Linked DNA regions of Homo sapiens: regions 2, 3, 4 and 5 are each linked to region 1. Evidence: chromatin loops called from intact Hi-C (ENCODE). Cell type or tissue: mammary epithelial cell. All regions are shown on one strand.

Region 1 (5,000 bases):
TGAAGTTTTTAAAATAGACTTTTTTTAAAGAACGATTTCAGGTTCACAGCAAATTTGAGGAGAAAGTACAGAAAGTTTTTAAATACCTTCCCCCTGTCACACACCCACAGCTTCTCTCCACCCACGTCAACATCCTGCACCAGTGGTACATTCGTTACAAATAATGAGCCAACATTGACACATCACTATCACCCAAAGTCTATAGTTTACATTGGGGTTAACTCTTAGGGTTGTGCATCCACTGAGTTTTGACATATGTATAATGATATATATCTACCATTACAGTACTATACAAAATCAACCCACTGCCCTAAAAATCCTCTGTGTTCTGCCTGTTCATCCCATCCTCTCCCCAACCATTGGGAACCAGTGATCTTTAAACTATCTCCATAGTTTTGCCTCTCTCAGACCGGTTTCTTTCACTTAGCAATATGTTTTCAATTTCCTTCATGTCTTTTTGCAGCTTGATAGCTCATTTTATCACTGAACGGAATATTCTTTTGTATGGATGTACCACAGTATGTTTATTCATTCAGCTACTGAAGGACATCTTGGCAATCATGAAAAAAGTTCCTATAAACATTTGTGTGCAGATTTTTGTGGGGACTTAAGTTTTGAACTCATCCAGGTAAATATCAAGGAGCATGACTGATGGGTTGCATGGTAACAGTATGATTAATTTTGTAAGGAACTCAAACTGTCTACCAAAGTGCTGTACCATTTTGCATTCCCACCAGCAATGAATGAGAGACTTCTTGCTGTTCCACATCCTGCCAGCATTTGATGTTGTCAGCGTTTGGGATTTTATTCATTCTAGTAGGTGTATAGCAATACATCTTTTTTGTCTTAATTTGGAATTCCCTAATGATGTATGATGTGGAGCATCTTTTCATGTGCTGATTTACCATCTGTATATCATCTCTATTGATATGTTTGTTCAGCTGTTTTGCCAATTTTTTAATTGGGATCATTTTCTTATTGTTGAGTTCTAATTATTCTTATTTTTTATTACAGTTCTTAATCATGTATATGATTTGACATATTTTCTATTGGTCTGTAGCTTTTCTTCCCATTGTTTTAACAGTGTCTTTTGTAGAGCAGAAGTTATTAATCTTAACGAAGTCCAATACCAATTTTTACTTTCATGGATCATGCCTTTGATGTTGTATCTAAAATGTCATTTACAAACCCAAGGTCACCTAGGTTTTCTCCTTTTTATCTTCTAAGAGTTTTATAGTTTTGCATTTTATATTTAGGTCTATGATCTATTTTGAGTTAATTTTTGTGAAAGGTGTAAGGTCTGTATCTATGTATCCAGCTTCTTTTCTTTTTTTCTCTCTTTCTTTCTTTTTTTTTTTTGTGATTGGATGTCTAGTTGTTCTAGCACCATTTGTTGAAAAGGTGATCTTTTCTCCATTAGATTTCTTTTGCTCCTTTGTCAAAGATCACTTGACTCTATGTGTGGGTCTATCTTGGCCTCTCTATTCTGTTCCATTAATCTATTTGTCTGCTCTTTCACCAATACCACACTGTCTTGATTACTGTAACTATAGTAAGTCTTGAAGTTGGGCAATATCAGTCCTCAGACTTTGTTCTTCTCCTTTAATATTGTGTTGGCTATTATGGGTCTTTTGCCTTTTCATATAAACTTGAGAATCAGTTTGTGATATTCACAAAATAACCTCCTGGGATTCTGATTGGAATTACTTTGAATCTATAGATGAAGTTGGGAAGAACTGACATCTTAACAATATTAAATTTTTCCATCCATGAACATAAAATATCTCTCTATTTATTTAGTTCTTTGATTTCTTTCATCACAGTTTTGTAGTTTTTCTCATATAGATATTGTACATATTTATTAGATTTGTACCTAAATATTTCATTTGAGTGGTGTGCTAATATAAATAGTATTGTGGTTTTAATTTCAAATTCCCATTGTTCGTTGCTAGTATATAGAAAAGCAGTTGACTTTTGTACATTAATTTTGTATCCTTCAATCTTACCATAATTGCTTATTAGTAACAGGAGAGTTTTTTTGTCAATTGAAATTTTTCTACATCAACAGTCATGTCAGCTGCAAAGACAGTTTTCTTTTACCTTTTCCTTCACAATACGTATACTTTTAATTTCCTTTTCTTGTCTAATTTCATTAGCTGGGACTTTCAGTATGATGCTGAAAAGGATTGCTGAGTAGAGACATACTTGCCCTGTTCCTTATTTTAACAGGAAAGCTTCTAGTTTCTCACCATTAAGCATGGTGTTAGCTGTACGCTTTTGTAAATGTTCTTTTTCAAGTTGAGAAAGTTCCCCTCTATTCATAGTTTGCTGCTATACAATATGATTTTAATATAAAAAAAGCAGTACATAAAGTAGTGTGTACAATTTCATTCCGATTTTTGTGACAACTGTATTTTGCGTTGGAAAAAAGCCTGGAAGAGAATACGTTCATAATTGAAAGTCGTCATTTTTGGCTGGATAATGGATATTTTCTTCTCCACATACTTCTATCTTTTCTAAATTTGCCCCGATGAAAAATAATATTAGGAAAGGTGATTAGGTAGTCTGAAGAGAATGCCTTTCGGCCGTCGGGGGCAGTGGGGTGGTAAGGAAAAAGATGAGAAGCTTTTAAAATGGAAATCTATGAAGAGAGAACTGATTTCGTAATTGCATCATCAGTGGGAAAGTAAGCTCTCTGAGGACCAGGTCTGACTGAGAGATCCCCACAGCGTAATAGATAATACATTTTGTGTCTCAGCGTTGCCTATGAAACGCCATTTATTCACTTGGCATGCTGAGCATGGAACCAGGTTTCTTTCTTTCCAAGTAGTTTTGCTAATTTAGAGAAAGAGAGAGACAGACATATACATAGAGAGAGAGAGAGAGAGAGAGAGAGAGAGAGAGAGAGAGAGTGTGAGAGAGAGAGAGAAAAGTACTGAACTGGGAGCGGCAGGGTTTGAGTCAAAAGAGAAGGGTGGAGGAGCGCGTCCGGTGCCCCAAGGCTTCCAGGCGGAGCGCGGGCGCGAGGTGCGGGCTCCGGGGCGGAGCGCACGCCCGGGAGGCGGGAAGTGGGCAGCAGCGCCCCCGCCTGGCCCCTGTGCGCCCCGACCCGACGCCTCCCCGCCCGACCAGGTGCCTCGAGAGCGCACAGCTGGGAGGGCTCTCCCGGTCGCGGCGAGACTCACGCCTGCGGTGTGCTAGGGCGGCGGCGACGGTGACGGGCGTGGGGCGCGGCGCTGCCTCGGCTGCCGGGTCGTTGCGGCGAGCGCGCGGGCCGGCCTGGAGTCACCGGGCTGAACCGCCGCGCCTGCATCGTGCCGCACGCCGCGGAGGCGCTCGGGTACAGACCGCGCGGGCGCGCACAAAGCGGCCCGGGGCGGCCGGCGCGGCGCAGACCCTCGGTGGGCAGCGCACTCCAGTCTTCCCAGGCTAGCGGCTGCAGGGAGCTCCGGCCCGCGGCCCCTCCGCCTCAAGTCTGGGAGCTGCCGGTCCCACTCTGTCTTTGCCTATGGGGATTCGAGAGTTTCCCAGCGGCGCACCCAGGGGCAAGAGCATTGCCGTGTGAGTAGCGCCCCGGGCGTGGGTGAGCGAGCCGGCGGGCGGGAGGCCGGAGCGCCGGGGTAGCCCTTTGCAGCTGGGACACTGGGCAGTCTGAGGCTCGGGGAAGGGCGGCGCGCGCGGTGGAGCTGCTCGGGAAGTTTCAGTCATTCTTTCCCTCGCCACTCGCCCCAACCCGCACTGCCCCGAGACGCCCAGGATAGGGCACTGGGGACAGCTGCCCGGGGAAGTGGGTGAGTGGCGGCGGGAAGGGAGGAGCGCGGGCTCTGCCGCGGCGCTCGCCCCCGGAGGGCCCCGGCCGCGCTCTTGCTCTCGCCCTGGGATCTGCTCCTCACGAATCCCCTCCTCTCTGTCCATGCTCCCCCTGCCCACCCACCTGCCCGTGGCGCCTGCGACCGCAGTGGCATGAGGAGGTCACCGGACGTCAGCCCCCGGAGACTGTCCGACATCAGCCCCCAGCTCCGGCAGCTCAAGTACTTGGTGGTGGACGAGGCGATTAAGGAGGATCTGAAATGGTCGCGCTCCGTGGAGGATCTCACCAGCGGGCCGGTGGGGCTCACGTCCATCGAGGAGCGGATCCTGCGCATCACTGGCTACTATGGCTACCAGCCCTGGGCAGCGAGCTGCAAAAGTAAGACCCCCTCACGTCATGTTTCCCGTTCACTGGTCCATCTTCTTACCATTGTCACAGCAGCCTCGGGGAGCGCACGCAGTGAGGCGTCCAGCCACCCCCTCCCGCCCTGCCTGCTGATACAGACCCAGGTTTGCAACTTCGAGGAAGAGGCCCGGAGACGGAGTTCTCCTGGACCTCTGAGGCGTTCTGATGCGTTCTCTTACACCCCTTCCTCTCCCACACACAGGATCTCTCTGTATCCTTATCTCTCCACTGCCAAATACGGAGGACACTCCTATGTGGCAGACCGTGGGAAACAGATCAGAAACTCAAAGTATCCCGGACAGTGTGGCTTCCCCGCGGATCTGAAAGTCTCACAGGGCCCTCGGTCAGGTCTCACCAGGCTCAGATGGAGATGCTGACTTACATAGCCAGGATTTTAACTCTTCCTTGCATCTCCTAGCCCTGATGATAGAGGACAATTCTTGGGGTCTTCATTTTGGATGCCGTTCACGCCCTTCTCCCCTGGATTTTATCGGTCTTCAGTAAGGAGGTTCTATAGGGATCATTCTAGATAGTGGTGTTGGTCCCTGCAAGTTGAATGTTTGGTGTCAGGTGGAGAAGCTGAAATGTTTTTCTTTCCGTGGGTCCTAGCTAATGGCTTTGAGGATGCTGTGATCAATTAGACAGACATTATCTTATGTCACCAGGACTAATTTGGTGGACATTTCTTTTTCTCACTTTGCAAGAGAGAGGTTGATTATGATGAAATCCAGATATCTATAAATATAACCATAATTAGGTGGTCTCATCACTGTAGTTTGACATA
Region 2 (5,000 bases), 460 kb before region 1:
CTCTATCTCCAGCATATAAGGTGCTAGTTATCTGATGAGGCTAAAATTTGTACTTTTCTTTAAATATTGTATTAGTCCATTTCCACACTGTTGATAAAGACAAACCTAAGACTGGTAATTCATAAAGAAAAAGAGGTTTAATGGACTCATGGTTCCATATGGCTGGGGAGGCCTCACACTCATGGCAAAAGGTGAAAGGCACTTCTCACACGGCGTGGGCAAGAGAGAGAATGAGAGCCAAGTGAAAGGGGTTTCTCCTTATAAAACCATCAAATCTCGTGAGACTTCACTACCACGAGAACAGTATGGGGAATATCGCCCCCATAATTCAATTATCTCCCACTGGGTCCCTCCCACAACACATAGGAATTATGGGAGCTACAATTCAAGATGAGATTTGGGTGGGGACAGAGCCAAGCCATATCAAACATCCACAAGGGAGCCTGAGGTATGAGAATTGTTTTAGAGCAGAGAACCTCACTTAGGAGTAGGTAGGCAAATGATCTTCAAAGGATTGTAAGCCACTGCCAGGGGAGGGTTAGCCCCAAAAGCTGATAATGTATTTCTGAAATTATGCTTATTGGAGGCAGAGAAGAGTCTTAATAACAGTGAGTTTTCTGGAGTAGGAAAGACTGGAGTCTGAATTCCAGCTCTATGTCATTTACTACTTTATCTTGGGCAATATTTAAAAGCTTCAAAGCTCAAATTTCCAAAATTTTTAAGTGAGTATGATAATAACAAAAATTTGTATGAAGTATTCATCACAGCGCTGGGCATTATTGAGGATAAATTGTTGAAAATTTTAGTTGCAAAATATTCCATATGCATAGAAATTTCTAGGAAAAGACCTATTCAGTCAAGTCAAGTTCCACTCAGCAGGAACTAAATTATACATGATCTCCTGGAAGGTAAGGAGCCCTAGAAACTGAGTTTCTGTGTGTAGATGGCTCAACCTGTTGCTGAACACACAGCAGGTGATTTAAGGACAATTACTGATGTCATGCGTTCCTCTTATCTTTTCCTCCACAAAACTCTAGTCTCTATCACAAGCAGAATGGACCTCAAGCTCCTTAATTTGACCTTCTAGACTGGCCTCTTCTGACCTTACCTTTGTTTCTTTAATGTCCTTGGAGAGCGTCATGTGTAAAAGCCTCATCTTCCAGGAGTCCTTCTCTACCAGATAAGGGATGAGAAGGTATCATTTCCTCTCAGAATCTCAGCACCTCTGGATCTGCACGTTCTCCAGTGCCCTCATGGGTGGGAAACATGGCTATATATATATATTTTGAGACAAGGTCTCACTCTGTTGCCCAGGCTGGAGTGCAGTGATGCAATCATGGCTCACTGCAGCCTTAACATCCTGAGATCAAGTGATCCTCTCACCTCAGCCTCTCGAGTAGCTGGTTCTACAGGAATGTGCCACCACACCTGGCTAATTAAAAAATTTTTTTTTGTAGAGATGGGGTCTCACTATATTGCCCAGGCTGGTCTCAAACTCCTAAGCTCAAGTGATGCTCCCACCTCAGCCTCCCAAAGTGTTAGGATTACAGGCGTGAGCCACCATGCCGGGCCAGGGCTGTATTTTAAGTACAGTCTCATTTTACTACAGTTAACTTTTCTTTTTAAAAATATGTATATTCCATCTATTACCTGCCATGCCTAAGTAGAAGCTACACATCTCAGGAAGCAGCTCACAGGCCCATGAACATTGAAGAGCTCTGTCCTTGCCTTCTGAGCACAGCTGCCAGAAAGGGGAGGGAAAAGAGAAGAAATTCAGTGTCCTATTTTTTGGGATTCTGAAGAAAAATTCCTGGGAAACCCACTTAATGCTGAATATTCTTGGAAAGGGCATCAATGAGTCATATTCACAACATCTGAAGAAAAACTGTTCCGTGAATCCAAAGAATGTACAAGTTGGTCAGAAGGCAAAAGAAAATAAGCATCTAATTTTCACAGATGCTTCATCGGGATGTGTTCCCAGGGGAAATTCCTGGGATTGGACCTGGGCACAATGGGCCATACGTGGTTTGTTTTATTTTTGTGTGTGCTTTTTGTTTGTTTCTTGGGACAGAATCTTGTTCTGTTGCCCATGCTGGAGTGCAGTGGTGCAGTCATAGCTCATTGTAAACTTAAATTCCCGGGCTTAAGCGATTCTCCAGCCTCAGCCTCCGGAGTAACTAGGACTACAGGCATGAGCCACCACACCTGACCAGTTTTTTAAAATTTTTTATAGAGATAGGGTCTCACTATGTTGCCCAGGCTGATCTCCAAGTCCTGGCCTCAAGCGATCCTCCTGCCTCGGCCTCCCAAAGCACTGGGATTACACGTGTGAGCCACTGCACCTGGCCTGTTTTATGTACGTTTTTACTTCCCGACTTTCCACTTCTGTCTCAGAGAACCTGAAAACCAACATTGGCTTAATATCTTTGTTCCCACAAGAAAGAAGCTAATAAATGAGTCTCGGTTGTTTAGGGATTTAAAGCTAAGTCAAGCTTTAAATGGTAGTGGTCTTGCTGGGCACGGTGGCTCATGCCTGTAATCCTAGCACTTTGGGAGGCTGAGGCAGGTGGATTATTTGAGATCAGGAGTTCAAGACCAGCCTGGCCAGCATGGTGAAACCCCATCTCTACTAAAAATACAAAAATTAGCCGGGCAGTAGTGGTGTGCACCTGTAATCCCAGCTACTAGGGAGGCTGAGGCAGGAGAATTGCTTGAGCCTGGGAGGCAGAGGTTGCAGTGAACTGAGATTGCGCCACTGCACTTCAGTCAGGGCGACAGAGTGAGACCCTGTCTCAAAAAAAAAAAAAAAAAGGGTAGTGGTCCTAACAGTAACCCCTACACCCTTTTCCATACGCACACAGGTTGCTTGATGTCTGATCTCAGGGATAAAGACTGTGGACAAAGGCAACTCTAACCCTCTAACTCTTCTCTCTCTCCTTCTCTTTCCTTGAAAAGCAGCTAAACCTTTCTCACTGCTCTGATAACTCACATAACTCCGATAACAGAGAAATTGGGTTTTTCCGAAACCAAGACTTTTAGATGTGGTCTATAGATGTCGCTGTTGGACTCATCTTAGCGGGTTTCTCTGCTTAAATGCAAGGTTTCCTGTGCTTCCTTGAAACAAGAGTTGTGGAAGGAATGGCGCCTTTGGCCTCAAGGCTAAGAGCTCTGCTGAATGCTTGCTTCGGAAAGGCTTTTCTCGGGAGGCTGACGTGAGCTTGTGATGAAGGCAAGAATTAGGTTTCTTTCAGTCCATGCTTCCTTAATTTAAAACAAGCTTGGCCCCTGCTGAACTTTCTGGTCTCTCACCCTCTGGGGCTAGAGGAATTACTGTGCAGTTCTCTTAATATGGAAGACCCTCTCTTGCCTCTAGGCCTTCGCCCCTGCTGTTCTCTCTGTGGGGCACCCCTCCTTCCTTTCCCCTGGATGACTCTTGATTGTCTTTTAGTACAAGTGCTCAAAGTATGGTGCACACACCAGCTGCTGGCCAGGACCCTTTGTTACTGGTTTACGACAAGATGAGCTTGTGTCAGAACCTAAGTGAACTAAATCTCTAAGCAGACCATTTATTTCAGTTCGTTCTCTTTTTTAGTGAGATTCTCTTGAAGAAGGAAGCAGTGTACTGATTTACGTTTTGACACAAGCTCTTGTCACAGCCTGGCACTTTCAGTGAGTCTGCCTTAGTACAGGGCTGAAACACTCTCCTCTGGGAAACCTTGCCCAGTCCTCCCTCGACCCTTCCACCTTGACTATGTTTGTACCCTCATCAAAACACCTGGCACACGGTTTTGGTAACTGTCTGTTTTCCCAAGGAGTTTAGAAGCATCTTTACATCATGGGTCAATTAGCTGCTGAATGGGCGGATGAATACATTTTCAATATCTTAAATTCAGATAATTTATTTAGTATAGGGTGAGAATTGTTCATGTTTTATGCAGTTTTGAATATTGTACTGTCTTCCTAATGTGGTAAAACTGGAGTCAGGTTTCTGAGATAGAATAGAGGTAGTTCTTTAAATTCATAACCCTTTCCACAAATACCATACAGAAGCTGGAAGGTTAAATCACGTTCACTTGAAAAGGAGACACCTACTTATTACCACCATTTTAAGTTGTAAATATGGTTGAACGTGGTGTCCAGGATGCTGGCTGTCTTATCCTAGTTCTTGGCTCTCTCCCATCTGTCTGCCTAGCTCAGCCAATTCTTCCCTCAGGGCTGTGAAAGGAGGTTAAGCGGGAGCAGAGGTTTTATCCTCCCTTAATGTTTCCAGAACATTCCTGGTTTCTTACTAAAGCCTGGATTTCCTTAAAAAAATCTGGAGTTTTGGGGGATGTACCAGGGACTTGCCAGAAGCTATCATTTCAAGAATGTGTTTGCTTTTCCCATTTTTTCCTTCCCTTGCTGGTGATAAGCCCCCCCGCTTCTCTAAGACAGTAGGTCACCCCGAGCCCCAGGTTTCAGAATGGTAACACACTCACTACCCGTTCTGTCAAAGCAGTATCTCCCCACCAAAACCAAAGTGGGTGAAAGAACATGAAAACTCCCCAAGAGAAAAACATCCATGGCTATAAAGAGGTCCTGATTCATCACATTCCTTAACCTCTGTCTCTTCACACAAATCTACGTGCTCATTTCTTCCTCCATGCTGTGTATATTCATCCAAATACTGTGTACGTGTCCATGTGCATGTGCCAGAATGCTTTAGATAAATACTACAGGTGCAGCCACAAAAATTGTTTTAATATTAACTCTCACTATCCCTGACCCTGGTTCACTACTAAGCATTTTTTTTTTTTTTTTTTCTTTTTTTTGAGGCAGGGTCTCACTCTGTCGCCCAGGCTGGAGCACAGTGGCGTGATCTTGGCTCACTGCAAGCTCCACCTCCCAGGTTCATGCCATTCTCCCGCCTCGGCCTCCCAAGTAGCTGGGACTACAGGTGCCCACCACCACGCCAGGCTAATTTTTTGTATTTTTAGTAGAGACAGGGTTTCACTGTGTTA
Region 3 (5,000 bases), 600 kb before region 1:
TCTCATTCTTTCATGATTATTCATTAGGAATTTCTCATTTTATTTAGTCTTCTCAAAGAAAAAATTTCAGCTTTTTCATCTTCTTTATCAAATGATTTTTTTTAATTTTGTCAATTTATGTTCTTTATGTTTCTCTTGTACTGTGTCTCAGCCTTATTTGTTTTACTTTTTCTATCTTCTTGAGATGTATGCTTCACCTGCATTTTTTTGCTTCTCCTTCCATCATATATATATATATACAGTTAAATCTATACATTTTCCTCTAAGTATGACATTAGTTGCATTCTCAAAATTTCAATATATTTTACTACATTCAATTCAGAATATTTTCTAATTTCCATTAGGATTCCTTTGACCTATAGATTATTTCGAAGTATATTGCTTCTAAGTATGTATAGACATATATGAGCACTTCCTAATAATCTATATCCTCATTTAATTCCAGAGAACATACTCTTAATAACTGTCAGACTTGATTTATGGCAAAGAATATGATTAGTTTTGTAAATGTGTGTGTCAGCTTAAAAAGAATGATTTTTCTGCACTCTAAAAGTGCAGTATTCTGTAAATGTCCCCTAGTTAAATCTGCTAATCATTTGCTCAAATATTTTTCATCCTTACAGACTTTTTGTCTGCCTTTCTATCAGTTAATGACAGAGGTGTCATTCTTTTTAAGATTTGTCAAATACAAATGCACACACACACACACACAATGGACCATATTCTTTAACATAAATCAAGCCTCAATAAATTTCAAATAATTAAAATTATTTAGAGTTCAGAGGACTTTCTACAGAACTAAGTGAGAAATCAAAGATCATTATAAAATCATATATAGTCCCAGCACTTTGGGAGGCCGAGGCAGGCAGATTGTTTGAGCTCAGGAGTTTGAGACTAGCCTGGGCAACATGGAGAAATCCTGTCTTTACAAAAAAATACAAAAATTTGCTGGGTGTGGTGGTGTGTGCCTGTAGTCCCAGCTGCCTGGTGGGCTGAGGAAGGAAGATCCTTTGAGCAGGAGAGGTTAAGGCTTCAGTGAGCCATGTTCACACCACTGTACTCCAGCTTGGGCGAAAAAGTGGGACCCTGTCTCAAAAAATCATATATGTACATATATATCTATAAAGCCATTTATACATATTATATACACACTATGTTAAATTAAGTTTTTATATCTTTCTGAAGAAATGAACCTTTTATAATCATGCAGAATATCTCCAGGAATTTTTTTTTATTATACTTTAAGTTTTAGGGTACGTGTGCACAACGTGCAGGTTAGTTACATATGTATACGTGTGCCATGTTGGTGTGCTGCACTCCAGGAATTTTTAAAATTTAAATTCTATTCTATCTGATATTAATGCAGTCACCTCAGGGTTCTTCTGGTTAGTGTTTATATGGTTATATATTTTTGTATCATTTTACTTTTAACTTTTCTGTGTCTTTATGTTCTGTCTTCATGTTTGTTTCTTATAAGCAGCATATAGTTGGGATACAGTTTTTATTTGATCTGATAATCTTTGACTTTAATTAGAATATTTAGTCTGTTACATTTAATGCAGTTGTAATAGTACTGGATTTAATCATATCACGATTTTGAGTTTGTCTTTTTTCCACTTTGCTTTCTCTTGGCTTCTTTGGAATGATCTATTTTTTATTATTCAATTTTACTAGCTTAAAAGTCATAAACTCTTAAAACTTTTTTAAAGGGGTCAGAAATATAAAGTGATGCATTTCCAATAGAGGTGGAATTATACAGTGGACAGGATGGTGTCAGCACATGGGGGACACATATGAAGAAGTGGCACAGAGGAGCATGAGCATGGGGTAGTATTATTTTGTGTAGCAGTTAGAGGTAAAGCAAAGATTATTTATAATGATATGAGGATCTCACAGAACACAACTGAAAGAATGTGGAGGGGGCAGAGAAAAGGTAGGCTAATCCTCATTCAGTTAGCACAAAGAAGGGAAATACAGACGACAAAAAGACTATGTTAATGAGGAAATGCCTAATAGGTAGAATACTAAACCTTTACTCCAAGATAATTTGATATTTTCCCAAATGTGTTTACCCAAGAGTAAGCATAAAAAATAAATTACATCTTTTGGCTCTTTTAAGCACATATTATAATTCAGACAGTGAAATGTGAAATAGAAAATGCCAGTTATTATGAGATGAATAAAGGGAGGGAAAGGAAGGAAGGATGGGCAGAGGAGAAAGGGAGAAAAAGAAAAAGCAGAGTGGCTTTTACTCATTTGTAGCACTAGGTGGCACCAGAACACTGCTTAGAATGTAGTAAAATAAAATACGTTATTGGTATTGCAAAGCAAGGAAGGATTTTAACAGGGCAAATTCAATATTGCAGAAAGCTTGTTCCCCCAAATGACAGGTCTGCTTTTCACCTAATTACATTTTGTGAAGATCACCTTCATATCTTGTATGGTCAGTGTATATTGTATGTGTGTTTTGCATGTGACTATTATCATTTATTTTTAGGTTATTTTTCCTTAATCTTCTACACAAATTAGTGTTCCTGAATAACAGAATAGAAATAATGGAATATAAGGAATATTATGAGTTATAATTGAAGAACTTCTTCAGAAACAAAAGAGGACTTTAACTTACCTAAACATTCAATGGATATATCATTCCCCATCCCCAAAATGACAAAAACAATGATAATAATAACATGAAGAAAGGTTCTAGGGCAACTGACTTCTGTGTAGTAGAACAAGTTTCTTTATGGTATAAAAATATTTTGTATATAGCTCCTTTATTCTCATATTTGTTTTAAAAGACAAATCGTAAAGCAAGAATTACAAAACTATGTTGAAGGACTTATAATGTATAAAGATACAATTTGTATAAAAAAAAGCACAAAGGAAATGAGATAAAATGGAGTTATATTGTTAGTTTTTATATAATATTGAAATGAAGCTAATATTAATCTGAATTAGATTGTTTTAAGATGCTAATTGTAATCTCTAGGGCAATCACTAAAATATTAAATTTCATTTTATTTTTCTTTTATTTATTCTTTTGTGACAGGGTCTCACTCCATCACCCAGGCTGGAGTGAAGTGGTGCAATTATGGCTCGTGCAGCCTCAACCTCCCAGGCTATAGTGATCCTCCCCCACTCAACCTCCCAAATAGCTGAGACTACAGGCGTGTGCTCCCACGCCCAGCTAATTTTTATAATTTTTATATTTTTTGTAGAGACAAGATCTCACTAGGTTGCCCAGACTGGTTTCAATCCCCTGGGCTCAAACCATCCACCAATCTTGGCCTCACAAAGTACTGGGATTACAGGCATGAGCCATTATGCCCAGCCTAGAAACTAAATTTTAAAATACAGTAAAGGAAACACAAGAATGAACTAGAAAATATCCACTTAACAATAGAGGAGGCAGTAATGGAGGAAGAGAAAAACAAAAACACACATGACATATAAAAACAAGTATCCAAATGGCAGATGTAAGTTCACCTTATCAGCAATTACACTAAATGAAAATGGGTTAAACACTAAAATCAAAAGGCAAAGTTTGCCAGGATGAATTTAAAAACATGATCAAATGCTAGAAAAGACACACTTTAGATTCAAGGATATAAACAGGTGGAAAGTAAAAGGGTAGAAGAAGCAAACCAAGAGAGTTAGAGTGTTTTGTGGGCAGCTATTATTATTTATTTGTACTAATATCAGACAAAATAGACTTTGATACAACAGTTTTTACTAAGAAAAAGAAAAGCGTTTTATAATGATTAAAGGGTCAGTTCATTAAGAAGATAAAATAGTTATAAACCTATATGCACCCAACAACAGAACCTCAAAACGTAAATAACAAAAGCTGACAGAATTAAAGGGATAAGTTAATAATTCAACAACAATAGTTAGAGACTTTAATATCCTGACTTTCAATAATGGATCAAACAACTAGGCAGAAGATTAACAAGGAAAGAGAAGTCTTGGGCAACAACATGTAGATATCCAGTACTGGTAGCATGAAGCCCCATCTAAAATTTGGTTTGGATGTCAACACTAGTGACATCACACAAACAACACAAGGTTCTGAAAAAGCTTATTACTTAATCAATCTATCTGGGGAAAGCAGGGCACATCTTTAAGCAAGTCTGAAAAGGCTCGAAAGAGGACAAATATTTTTATTGGATTGGGAAATATACATGTTAAATGGCTGAATTGTATGGCATGTGAATTATACATCAATAAAGCTGTATTCAAAAAAACAAATAAACCAAAATATGTGCTTGAAGGTATCTGACCACCTTCACATGATTGTGAAGAATTATTCATTTTAGATTTTGAGATTTGATTTTCCCTTGGTGTGTTTATCAATTCTGAAGGGGCAATTTATTCTGAGAATGTTGTGATTAGGAAGGACACTCAGAGGGCTTCTGAATGAAAACATTCTGTATGTTTACCTGGCTCATGATTACAAGAGTATTTGTTTTATAAAAATTTATTAAGCTGTGTATATATGTTTCATGCATTTTTCTCTACAAGTACTCTACCTTAAAATAAAATAGTGATTTTTAAAAAGATATATATTATGGTAAAGTTATCAAAATTTGAAGATAAAGAATCTGTTGGGTAATCCAATAAAAAATAGATAAAGAAATAAAGTTACATATAAAAGGAAAGTGTTAGCTTGACCTCAGAATTTTCTTCAGAATTATATAATGTGAGAAGTTGATGAAATTATGGTTACAAAATCCTCTGTGAAAGATCAATGTACATATTTGCTACTTAATATACTTTGGATATTTATTCCTTCCAAATCTCATGTTGAAATCTGATCCCCAACGGTGGAGGTGGGTGTGGTGGGAGGTCTTTAGGTCCTGAAGGCAGATCCCTCATGAATGGCTTGGTGCCATTCTCAGAGAGAGTGAGTTCTCACTCTTAGTTCCTGGGAGAATTGATTGTTGAAAATAACCTGGCACCTCCCTCCTCTCTCTCTTGCTCTCTCACGCCATGTGACACAC
Region 4 (5,000 bases), 510 kb before region 1:
TTTATCCCATAGGCTTTAAATACATTTTTTCCCCCAAATTTCTGTCTCTCGACCCATCCTATTCTTAGAACTCCACTTGTATATATCCTGCTGCTTAGCCGTTGCCTCTTCTTGGATGTCTAAAAGACATCTCAACTGGACACAGCCCAGATGAAGTTCTGGATTCACTCCCACCAGTGAATTTTCTCTTCCTTCAGTCTTTTTAGTAAAGAGCAACAGCATCTGGAAATTACAGGTCTCCCTTTACCAAGTCACTCTGAAGTTGCAATATCATGAATGTATTGGTATCATTAAGAGTTATTCAGTAAGTTTTTGAAGAATGAATGAATGAATTATTCCCATTTTATAGATGATGAAATGGAAGCTTAGAGAGATCAAATAAATTGCTGGATTTGAATCCAGCCTGAGAAGCAATTATTATTATTATTTTCTTCCTCTTATCCTTCTTCTTCTTCTTCTTCTCCTCCTCCTCCTCCTCCTCCTCCTCCTCCTTCTTCTTTCTTCTTCTTCTCCTTCTCCTTCCCCTTCCCCTTTTCCTTTTCCTTCTCCTTCAGGGGTTCAAGACCAGCCTGGCCAACATGGTGAAACCCTGTCCCTACTAAAAAATATATATATACAAAAAATTAGCTGGTGTAGTGGCGGGCCTCTGTAATCCCAGCTACTCAGGAGGCTGAGGCAGAGAGCTGCTTGAACCTGGGAGGTGGAAGTTGCAGTAAGCCAAGATCATGCCACTGCACTCCACCCTGCGTGACAGAGCGTGACTCTGTGTCAAAAAAAAAAAAAAAAAAAGGAAGGAAGGAAGGAGAAAGAAAGAGAAAGAAAGAAAGAAACAAACAAAGAAAGAAACAAAGAAAGAAAGAAAGGAAGAAAACAAAGAAGGAGAGAAATTAGCTCACATGTTTGTGGAGCCTGGCAAGTGTGAATTGTGCAGGGCAGGGCAGTAGGCTGCAGACCCAGAGAAGAGCTGCTGTTGCAGATAGAGTCCGAAGGCAGTCTGGAGGTGAGAGATCCAAGATCAACAAGATCAAGGTGTCTGCAGAGCTGGTTTCTCCTGAGGCCTTTCTCCCTGTCTTGTACTGTGTCCTAATATAGTTTTCCCTCTCTATGTGTCTGTGTCTACATTTACTCTTATGAGGTAATTAAGGTAAAATGAAGTCATATCAGCCCACCCATATGACCTCATTTTTCCTTATCGCCTCTGTAAAGGCCCTATCTCCAAATACAGTCCCATTCTGAGGGGCTGGGAATTAGAACTTCAACAGATAAATTTGAGGGGTACAAAACTTAGTCCATAAAAAACAACGCAGCCCATAACAGAGTGCCATATATTTAGTATGTCAAGTAGATCTGAGAAGGGAAAACTGGAGCCATTGAGGAAAAGATTTTTTTTTTAATCAGCTTTTCTAGCAAGAATAAAGAGGACTGGGGTATGTGAGAGGAACCGCTCAATCTCCAAACAGCACAACTGGCTGTGGAAAGCAAAGAACAAGAGGTTCATTAGGGCAGAATGCTGAGTCAGCTGGGAGATTCTGGGCCACCCACAGGAAAGGAAACATGAGGAGATTGGTGCTCGGTTTTGGACAGGCAACGTCTGCAGTTCTGAATGGTGGAAAAAGTTACAGGTATCCAACGAGCAAATTCCAGGTGGAGCTGGAATTTGAGACAGAAGTCGGACTTGGACAGAGATTCTGGAGTCATCGGAATTTTGGTGATCGTTGAAGATGTTAAATAGCTCAGGGAAAGAATGTAAAGAGAAAAACACTGAGGAAAGCTCTTTTGGAAAGAGTAAAAAGAACCAGAGGAGATGCAAAGAGGAATGATAACTTGTGGGTAAGAAAGACTCAGAAAGTAGAAAGCAGTGAAGATCACATCAAACTTCTCAAATACTTTTCTTAATTCATAGCAAAAATTTTTGGGCTAATATTATCTAAGAATTATGCCACTCCCTGGAGCTATCAGCACTTAATGTCCCCGCTAAGTGGAAGTGGGAAGAGAAGCTAGGTGTGCATCGGGTTTATTAAAAGCAGCAGCCCTATGGAGCTCCACCTACCTACAAAATCCCAAGGGGGCAATGTCAATCCAGAAATATGACACCATGATTTAGATCATGCTATCACTCCTTACTTTTTCTCCTTCCTGTTCTTTTCTCAAGTGTACAGAGAGAGCGAGCATACTGCACACACCATATTTAAAATTCCCCATTCCCCAAAACTATAGGTCAGAGAACCAATATTTTATTTGATCATCATTTGACCTCAGACATAGTGATTAATTTTCCAGGCCTCAGTGGCCACCTTGCCCCACCCCATCTGCTGCCTACAGATGGCTGCAGGATCTCTGTCAGCAATGTCATGTCCCTCCTGGTGTTAGTCTAGCCTGGCAGTAGTTGCTTAGTAGCAAGAGATACTGCTATGTCACATCTATAAAAATAGCCAAAATCTGGACTACTGACAAGGACCCAGGAGTTACAATTTTATCACTCTAAATGTCAAAAAGCCAGAACATATTCTAATATACCCTCTCCAAAAAGTTTTAGTGTATTCTATTAAGAAATGTTTTCTACAGAAAATACAAATTTAAATGTATTGCATAAATCTATAGGAAAATGTTATTTGTTTGAAAAAAAGATTCTGTCAAAAGACCAATAAGTTTTTTTACTTACATTTGATCATGTGAGCCATAGTGACCCATGGTTGTGTAAAAACTGGAAAAATGTGTAGGTCTTATTGCTTAACAGGTATTGAATTTTTCAAATAGCCAAGTCTTTTTCTCTGAAACAGGTAGGCATTTATAGAACGGCAAACATGATTTCGTGAATTTGGTAATAATTGTTCCTCCCATCTCTTTATCACCCAAACTCAACATATCTGTTTGCAAACATGAAAGACTCCTGTGGAACCCTTTGGGCTGGGTTTCTGCTGTCTTCTTTCTGATCACTAGATGGCACTCCATTCATATTACTTCACAGACAAGGAAGCCCAACACAGTGGATTATTTGAATTGCAGCCGAATTTATAGCCTTAGAAGAAAAGAGCATAATAACAGTGGAAGTGATTTAGAAAGATACTGGAAAGATGAGGGGAGCAAAGGAAGTGGTTTTTCAGTAATATTTACACAGAAACAACAGGGAGGTGTTTATAAACGTATCTTTTCTGTACATCTGTTCTGAGTAGGGAAGGAGTTTCCCAGCTAGGTTAGATCTCCAAATTCAGCCTAGGTGGAAGTGAACCAAAATGTTTCAAGTAGTAGGTGGCCCATCACCCTCAGACAGAGGATGAAAGCGGACTTCCCTGCTGCACTCAACAACCCATCTAAAAATAGTACCTGCTTAAGAAATGTCCTCTAATAGTCATTTTATAAATGAAAACTGGTCACAGGCTGTGTCTTATACTGGACACTGGGAGCACACAACACACACTCTCAACACGCTATTTACTCAGTGGCAATGTGTCTGGAATTAGTTCCTTCCGGTGGGTTCTTGGTCTCTCTGACTTCAAGAACGAAGCCGCAGGCCCTCGCGGTGAGTGTTACACTTCTTAAAGATGGTGTGTCCGGAGTTTGTTCCTTCAGATGTTCAGATGTGCCCGGAGTTTCCTCCTTCTGGTGGGTTCATGGTCTCGCTCACTTCAGGAATGAAGCCGCAGACCTTCGCAGTGAGTGTTGCAGCTCTTAAAGGTGCCGCCTCTGGAGTTGTTTCTTCCTCCCAGAGGGTTCGTGATCTCGCTGACTTGAGAAGTGAAGCTGTAGACCTTCACAGTGAGTGTTACAGCTCATAAAGGTAGTGCGGACCCAAACAGTGAGCAGCAGCGAGATTTACTATGAAGAGTGAAAGAACGAAGCTTCCACAGCATGGAAGAGAACCCGAGCGGGTTGCCGGTGCTGGCTCTAGTGGCCAGCTTTTATTCCCTTATTTGGCCCCGCCCACGTCCTGCTGATTGGTCCGTTTTTACAGCGTGCTGACAGGTGTGTTTACAAATCTTTAGCTAGACACAGAGTGCTGATTGGTGCGTTTTTACAGAGTGCTGATTGGTGCATTTACAAACCTTTAGTGAGACACAGAGCACTGATTGGTGTGTTTATAGTCCTTTAGCTAGACAGAAAAGTTCTCCAAGTCCCCACCCGACCCAGAAGCCCAGCCGGCTTCACCTCCCAGCAAGAGATACCCCTACTTCACATCTATAGGCACAGCCAAAAACTGGTTACTGACAAGGACCCAGGAGATACAATTTTATCACTCTAGATATCACACACACATACACACCACACAAACACACAAAAGACACACACAATGCATAATATCCATAACACATATACATAACACACACCTATACACACACTTATGCACACACCATGAAAACACACAGAACACACTCACAATGCACACTTATACACACAACACAGTCATAACACACGTAAACACAAACACACACATAATACACACTTATATGCACAATGTATACGTAAACACATACAATACACAAACTTATAACACACTTATACACACCCAGTATACACAACACATAAATACTCATACACATACACTCACATACACTCACACCCCAATATCAAGATTATTTAGCTTACCAAAATGATTCACTTTCAAAGGAGGATAGCACTTAAAATGACAGAGGGTGGAGAAGGGACTCCTTAGACAACAAGTCTCCTTCGCCTCTGGTCATCATCTCCTGCTTACAGAATATGGAAATTTTTCTCACTAACAGAAGACTAACAAAATTAAAGAATGCATTAATATTTTATGTAGTTTAAAGATGGCAATCTGTCTTGTGCATCATAAAAATATATGTGAGATAATGGTAGAAATCTCCCTCAATTTGCTTGTTTCACATCACTGCATTTACGATTCTCTTTGGTGCTTTTAATTATTACAAATCATCCTGAAATGTTCTGGGCGGGTATAGTTCCTTTCCTTCTGAAGTTTCTTTTTTTCTCTCTTTTTTCTTTTTTTGAGACAGAGTCTCACTCTGTCACCAGGCTGGAGT
Region 5 (5,000 bases), 380 kb before region 1:
CATGGTAATTATTGAATCTCAAATTTCTACCCCAGCTTCAACCTTTCCTTCATCTCTTGGTTGTATAACCTGTTCTCTCCCCAACATCTCCATTCGGCATCACAATAGATCCCTCAAATAGAAGTCTTGATTCTTCCTACCAAAACATGCCCCCGAATCCAAATTCTATCAGCTGTTAAGCTATTTCTCAGCTTGAACCCCACCTGTCTCCTCACATTTGTTTAGCCAGTGGGTCCCTGTTAGGCTTTGCCAGGAGGGGGCGCTAGAGAAAAAAAACTTTAACTCTGGAGAAGACAGAAGGAACTTGCTCCTCCTTCCTTTTGGGTTTCTTCCTGGTTTACTTTCTCTTCCTGTTTTGACTTCCTGTTCCTGTCAATCTAACCCTGGCAATGCTTTTCCACCTGGCAGCAGTGGTTTATCCTGATGCCAGTAGTGATCACAGTTTTTCCCAGCTTTTGTTATGTCTTCTTGGAGAAACCAACAACACCAATCACCTGGGAGGTCTGGGTCCCAGCTCTGCAGTGCTTTTCCTCTAAGCTGAGAGACAATAGCACCAGCTAAGCAGTGCCCCCTTCTCATCGTACTCAGCTACATCGGACCTGCTTCCACGCTTCTGAATATTCATAATTCCAACCCCTTCTGTTTGTTTTTCCATCCCTGGGAGTGGTGGTTGCTTCCTGCAGTTGCTACCTCAGTGATACCATGGTGTTCACTTTGCCTAGGTTATTTTTTAATATTAAATTTTATATTAAATAATCTCTGTTAAAATAACAGGTATAGTTTCTTCCTCCTAACTGGATCCTGACTGATACAGTCCCCATCTTGGTGAAACAAATGATCATCCCACTTGCTCATGCCAAATACTTAGAAATCATCTTTGATTTATCTTTCTCTTATACCACATTGTCAATCCATTAGCAAATCCTTAAAGATCTACCTCTGGAGTACATCTTGCACTTGAGCACTTCTTGTCACCCCCATTTCTACCACCTTCATCTAAGATGCCATTACTCTTTGCCTGGATTATTGTTTTAACTCCTACCTGATTTTCTGAATCTGCCCTTGCCCCCAATTGTGCATGGGTCAGTGGAAGTGATCTTTTTTTTTTTTTTTTGAGATGGAGTCTCCTTCTGTCACCCAGGCTAAAGTGCAGTGGCGCGATCTGGGCTCACTGCCAGCTCCACCTTCCAGGTTCACGCCATTCTCCTGCCTCAGCCTCCAGAGTAACTGGGACTACAGGTACCCGCCACCATGCCCAGCTAATTTTTTTTTTTTTTGGCATTTTTAGTAGAGCCGGGGTTTCACCATATTAGCTGGGGTAGTCTCGATCTCCTGACCTCGTGATCCACCTGCCTTGGCCTCCCAAAGTGCTGGGATTACAGGTGTGAGCCACTGCACCCAGCCTGGAGTGATCTTTCGAAAACTTAAATCCGATGATTTTACTCTTCTATGCTCAGCTCTCAATGACTTACCATTACACTTTTAAAAATCCAAACTCTCTGCCCAGGCCTGCAAGGTCTTAAGTGATCTGGCTCTGACACTCTCTCTGACCTCATCTTCTGGACATCACATACTGGCTTTATAGCAGTCATTATGCTGCCTCCTAGGTAAAGCTGAGAAAGTTAAGACTCCCAAAGCCCCCCTCCCTTGATTGCCCCCTCAGTGTGCTGGCCTCTCTGCTTCTTGTGCTGCATTTTTCCTGCCCCTCAGGGGCAAAGCTTTCCTGTCTCGGACCACTTGCCCTGAAAAATGAGTTTGAGTTGTATCATGCATACGTTAGGGGGTTCTACTCCCAACATTACTATTAATCTTAATTCTTTAAAAAAGACATTTTAGAGACAATGCTTTTAATCCCCAAAGTTATTCTAATGGTGGGAATAAAAGGTTTCCAGCAGTACCATGGTGATGAATGTCAATGGTTGTGACATTTTGACCACTCTCAAATTCATATCACTGAGGGCTATTCCTCATTAATTCTGGGCTCTAAATAACCAAAGTGTGGCTCATTTGACTGCAAGTAACAGAAGCTGACTCCTAGTAGTTTAAGGGACAAAATGTATATATATATGTATATATATTCTTTGACAGAATAGTGGCATATTCACTGAATTCGGGGAAGAAGTGAGCAACTCAGCCCTGTTGGGAAGGGTAAAAGCAGATTCTTCCCGGGAACTCAGCCAGTTTGTGAACTTTTCCTCTCTAGCACTGCTATTTGCGTGATTCAGCCCCAGAGACCCCATTCTTTATGTGCTTTCTCATGAATTTCCAATTTTCTAGGAGAGAGAATCTGATAGAACCTGTTTCACTAGGACCAGAGACCCAAAGTGACATAGGAAGCTGTGATGGCTAATATTAGGTGTCAACTTGACTGGATTGAGGGATGCCTGCATGGCTGGTGAGGCATTGTTTCTGGGTGTGTCTGTGAGGGCGTTTCCAGAGGAGACTGGCATGTGAGTCAGTGGAAAGGCAGGGGAAGACCTGCCCACGTTGTTCAATTGGCTGGGAGCTTGGTTAAACAAAGCAGGCAGAAGGAGGACAAGCAGTTTTCTTAGCTGCTTCTCTCTCTCTCTCTCCCTTCTGGAGCAAGACACCTTTTCTCCTCCTGCCCTTGGACACCAGACTCTCCGTTCTTCAGCCTTTGGACCTGAGACTTGCACTAACAACCTCTTGGAGCCTCCTGGAGGCTCTCAAGCTTTTGGTCTCAGACTGGGGCCTGCACTGCTGGCTTCCCTGGTTTTGAGGCTTTCAAACTGGGACTGAGCTACCTACTGCCTTCCCTAGGAGCCACACTACCAGCTTCTCTCATTCTCCAGCTTGCAGGTGGCCTATCGTGGGACTTTGCCCTTGTAATCGTGTAAGCCAATTCTCCCTAATACACTGTCTTTCATATATATACATATTCTGTCTCTCTGGAGAACCTTGACTGATACAGAAGCCATGGCTGATGCAGGACCACTCATGAATGCCAGGAGCAGTTACCAATAGGGAGGATTGTTTCAAAATGCCTCTCTGAAATCACACCTGTGGGCTACCCACCCCAATAAACCTTTCTTCTCATATATCCAAAGGTGTCTTTGCCTAACATAACCTAATTATTGCACATAAAATCACAAGTTTCACATCATCTCCTCAACCTGAGACAACTCCAAGTCACATCCAGCTGTTGCCTCCAGGTGCATCAACGTTGATGTGTATTCAGGGGTCAACCAAAGGCTTAGAAAAATTTCATATACTTGGTGTCTCCCTCTCTGCCCTTTGCTCTCCAGAGTTTTCTCCTCACTTTCTAGTGAATATGAGTGTCCTGAACTCTGTTCCCTGGTTTCTCAAACCACAAAGACTGTGGGTTTTTATCTGGGTTTTAGTTGCCCTGTGCAGCACCAGCTATAGCCTGACATTAGGCTAAGAGCCATTTCAAAATGAGAAACTGACTCTGTGCCATTTCCTTCTTCCAACTGTTGGCTTCTCTTCAGAAGCTGCCTGATTTTATTTACTCTCCAAAGTACTCAGGTCATTATTTTATTTTATTATTATTTTTTGAGATGGAGTCTCGCTCTGTCGCCCAGGCTAGAGTATAGTGGCGTGATCTCGGCTCACTGCAACCTCCACCTCCCAGGTTCAAGCAATTCTCCTGCCTCAGCCTCCAGAGTAGCTGGGACTACAGGCACCTGCCACCATGCCTGGCTAATTTTTGTATTTTTATTAGAGATGGGGTTTCACCATATTGGCCAGGCTGGTCTCGAACTCCTGACCTCGTGATCCACCCGCCTTGGCCTCCCAAAGTGCTGGGATTACAGACATGAACCACTGCACCTGGCCAGTTGTTATTTTTATGTTGCATCTGGTGTTGATAATTGCCATCTTTAGGCATAGGAAGTAACTTCCAGACCATCAATAGAGCTGACTGCTTTGGTTTTAATCCTGCTGTATCACTTATTACCTGTGTGAACTTAGGCAATTTACTTAATTTGCCTATGTCTTAGTTTCCTTATTTATAAAATAGAAAAAAATATTATCCATATTTAGGGTTATGGAAATAATTATATGACATAATTCATATAAAACACTTGGGAAAATTATCATTGAATATCTGAGAATGTTATTTTTATGCCATTTTTGAGATTTTTCCTAATACATTTAGCTGTTTCCTCAATGAATAATAATTGTGATTCATTTCAAATTTTCTGACGATCTATCATCTTGGATAGCACTAGATGAAATTCACTAATAAATTTTCACAAATGTATTAGGTTGCAAGTTTTAAATCATCATTCTCATTTCAGGTGATGTTTCCCTCATTACTCAAATATTAAATTATATTGTATTTTATTTCCAGTCCCCCAGATATTGTGATGTATAACTACTTTATGAACAGTAGAATTGAATTTATAGTTTTTTTCCCAAGTTACTCTCAAACATTAATTATAGTCCTTATTATTAAGTAAAAAAATAATGTTCAAATCGGCCTTTTTACTCCTTTGTGTCATTTGTTGGGAAAATATTTACTGACTGCTTACTATTTCCAAGAACGAAAATGATAAGAAAGTGATGCCTACAAAAACCTTGTAATATTTCAGTTGATGTTCAGAACATTTATTTTATAAATTTGTCTTATTTATATTAGAGAAACTATCATCTAGAATAATATGTAAATATAATTGCATAGCAGTTCATTAGCATTCCCTATAGCATTTAGCAAAATCTTTCAGGCCGGAAATTTAAATCATGTATTCCTCAAGGCATGGATAAGAAAAGCATCCCTTGTTTCATTCAGGATTTGGAGCCAATAAATGAAAACTCTGACAACAAGGGCTTAAACAATGGGGCTTATTTTTCTCATGCATTAAAAATCTGGATGTACCAGCTTGAGGCTGGTGCAGGCTCCTAAGGTGATCAACAAAGACCCAGTCTCCTTGGATTTATCTGTTCTTCCATTATGAACATGTGGTTTTTGTTTTGCTGGTCATGAGATGACTGCTACACCTCCAGAGATTGTTTGCATT

Evidence for each region. Peaks named below come from ENCODE experiments on the same cell type or tissue, not always from the same donor. Only the 100,000 strongest peaks of a DNase experiment are listed, where the experiment ranks them.
Region 2: it touches region 1 in a loop (7-fold over the local background); 10 of 110 quality-filtered maps call a loop at or near these places.
Region 3: a loop joins it to region 1, with 4 times the contacts of the local background. A loop is called at or near these places in 6 of 110 quality-filtered maps.
Region 4: a loop joins it to region 1, with 3 times the contacts of the local background. A loop is called at or near these places in 6 of 110 quality-filtered maps.
Region 5: it touches region 1 in a loop (17-fold over the local background); 7 of 110 quality-filtered maps call a loop at or near these places.

The regions. Positions count from the first base shown.
Region 1 is chr1:233,901,570-233,906,569 of GRCh38, forward strand. SLC35F3 (solute carrier family 35 member F3) reads left to right here and starts at 3,107. Exons shown (of 8, transcript NM_173508.4): 1 at 3,107-3,561; 2 at 3,960-4,189. The coding sequence starts at 3,509. In mammary epithelial cell, a CTCF peak has its summit at 3,100 (motif pointing left); DNase peaks (open chromatin) are centred at 3,092 and 3,602; H3K4me3 peaks cover 2,275 bases; H3K27ac peaks cover 1,552 bases.
Region 2 is chr1:233,437,982-233,442,981 of GRCh38, forward strand. No RefSeq gene overlaps it. Among named protein-coding and RNA genes, the nearest start is that of MAP3K21, 110 kb to the left of the region's middle. In mammary epithelial cell, a CTCF peak has its summit at 3,042; a DNase peak (open chromatin) is centred at 3,090.
Region 3 is chr1:233,302,422-233,307,421 of GRCh38, forward strand. It overlaps a transcript of PCNX2 not described here. Among named protein-coding and RNA genes, the nearest start is that of PCNX2, 9.2 kb to the left of the region's middle. In mammary epithelial cell, a CTCF peak has its summit at 2,269 (motif pointing right); no DNase peak of the experiment used is centred here.
Region 4 is chr1:233,392,120-233,397,119 of GRCh38, forward strand. No RefSeq gene overlaps it. Among named protein-coding and RNA genes, the nearest start is that of MAP3K21, 67 kb to the left of the region's middle. In mammary epithelial cell, a CTCF peak has its summit at 2,929 (motif pointing right); no DNase peak of the experiment used is centred here.
Region 5 is chr1:233,518,266-233,523,265 of GRCh38, forward strand. No RefSeq gene overlaps it. Among named protein-coding and RNA genes, the nearest start is that of KCNK1, 93 kb to the right of the region's middle. RefSeq lists an enhancer at 158-452. In mammary epithelial cell, a CTCF peak has its summit at 239 (motif pointing right); DNase peaks (open chromatin) are centred at 286 and 2,456; H3K27ac peaks cover 1,584 bases.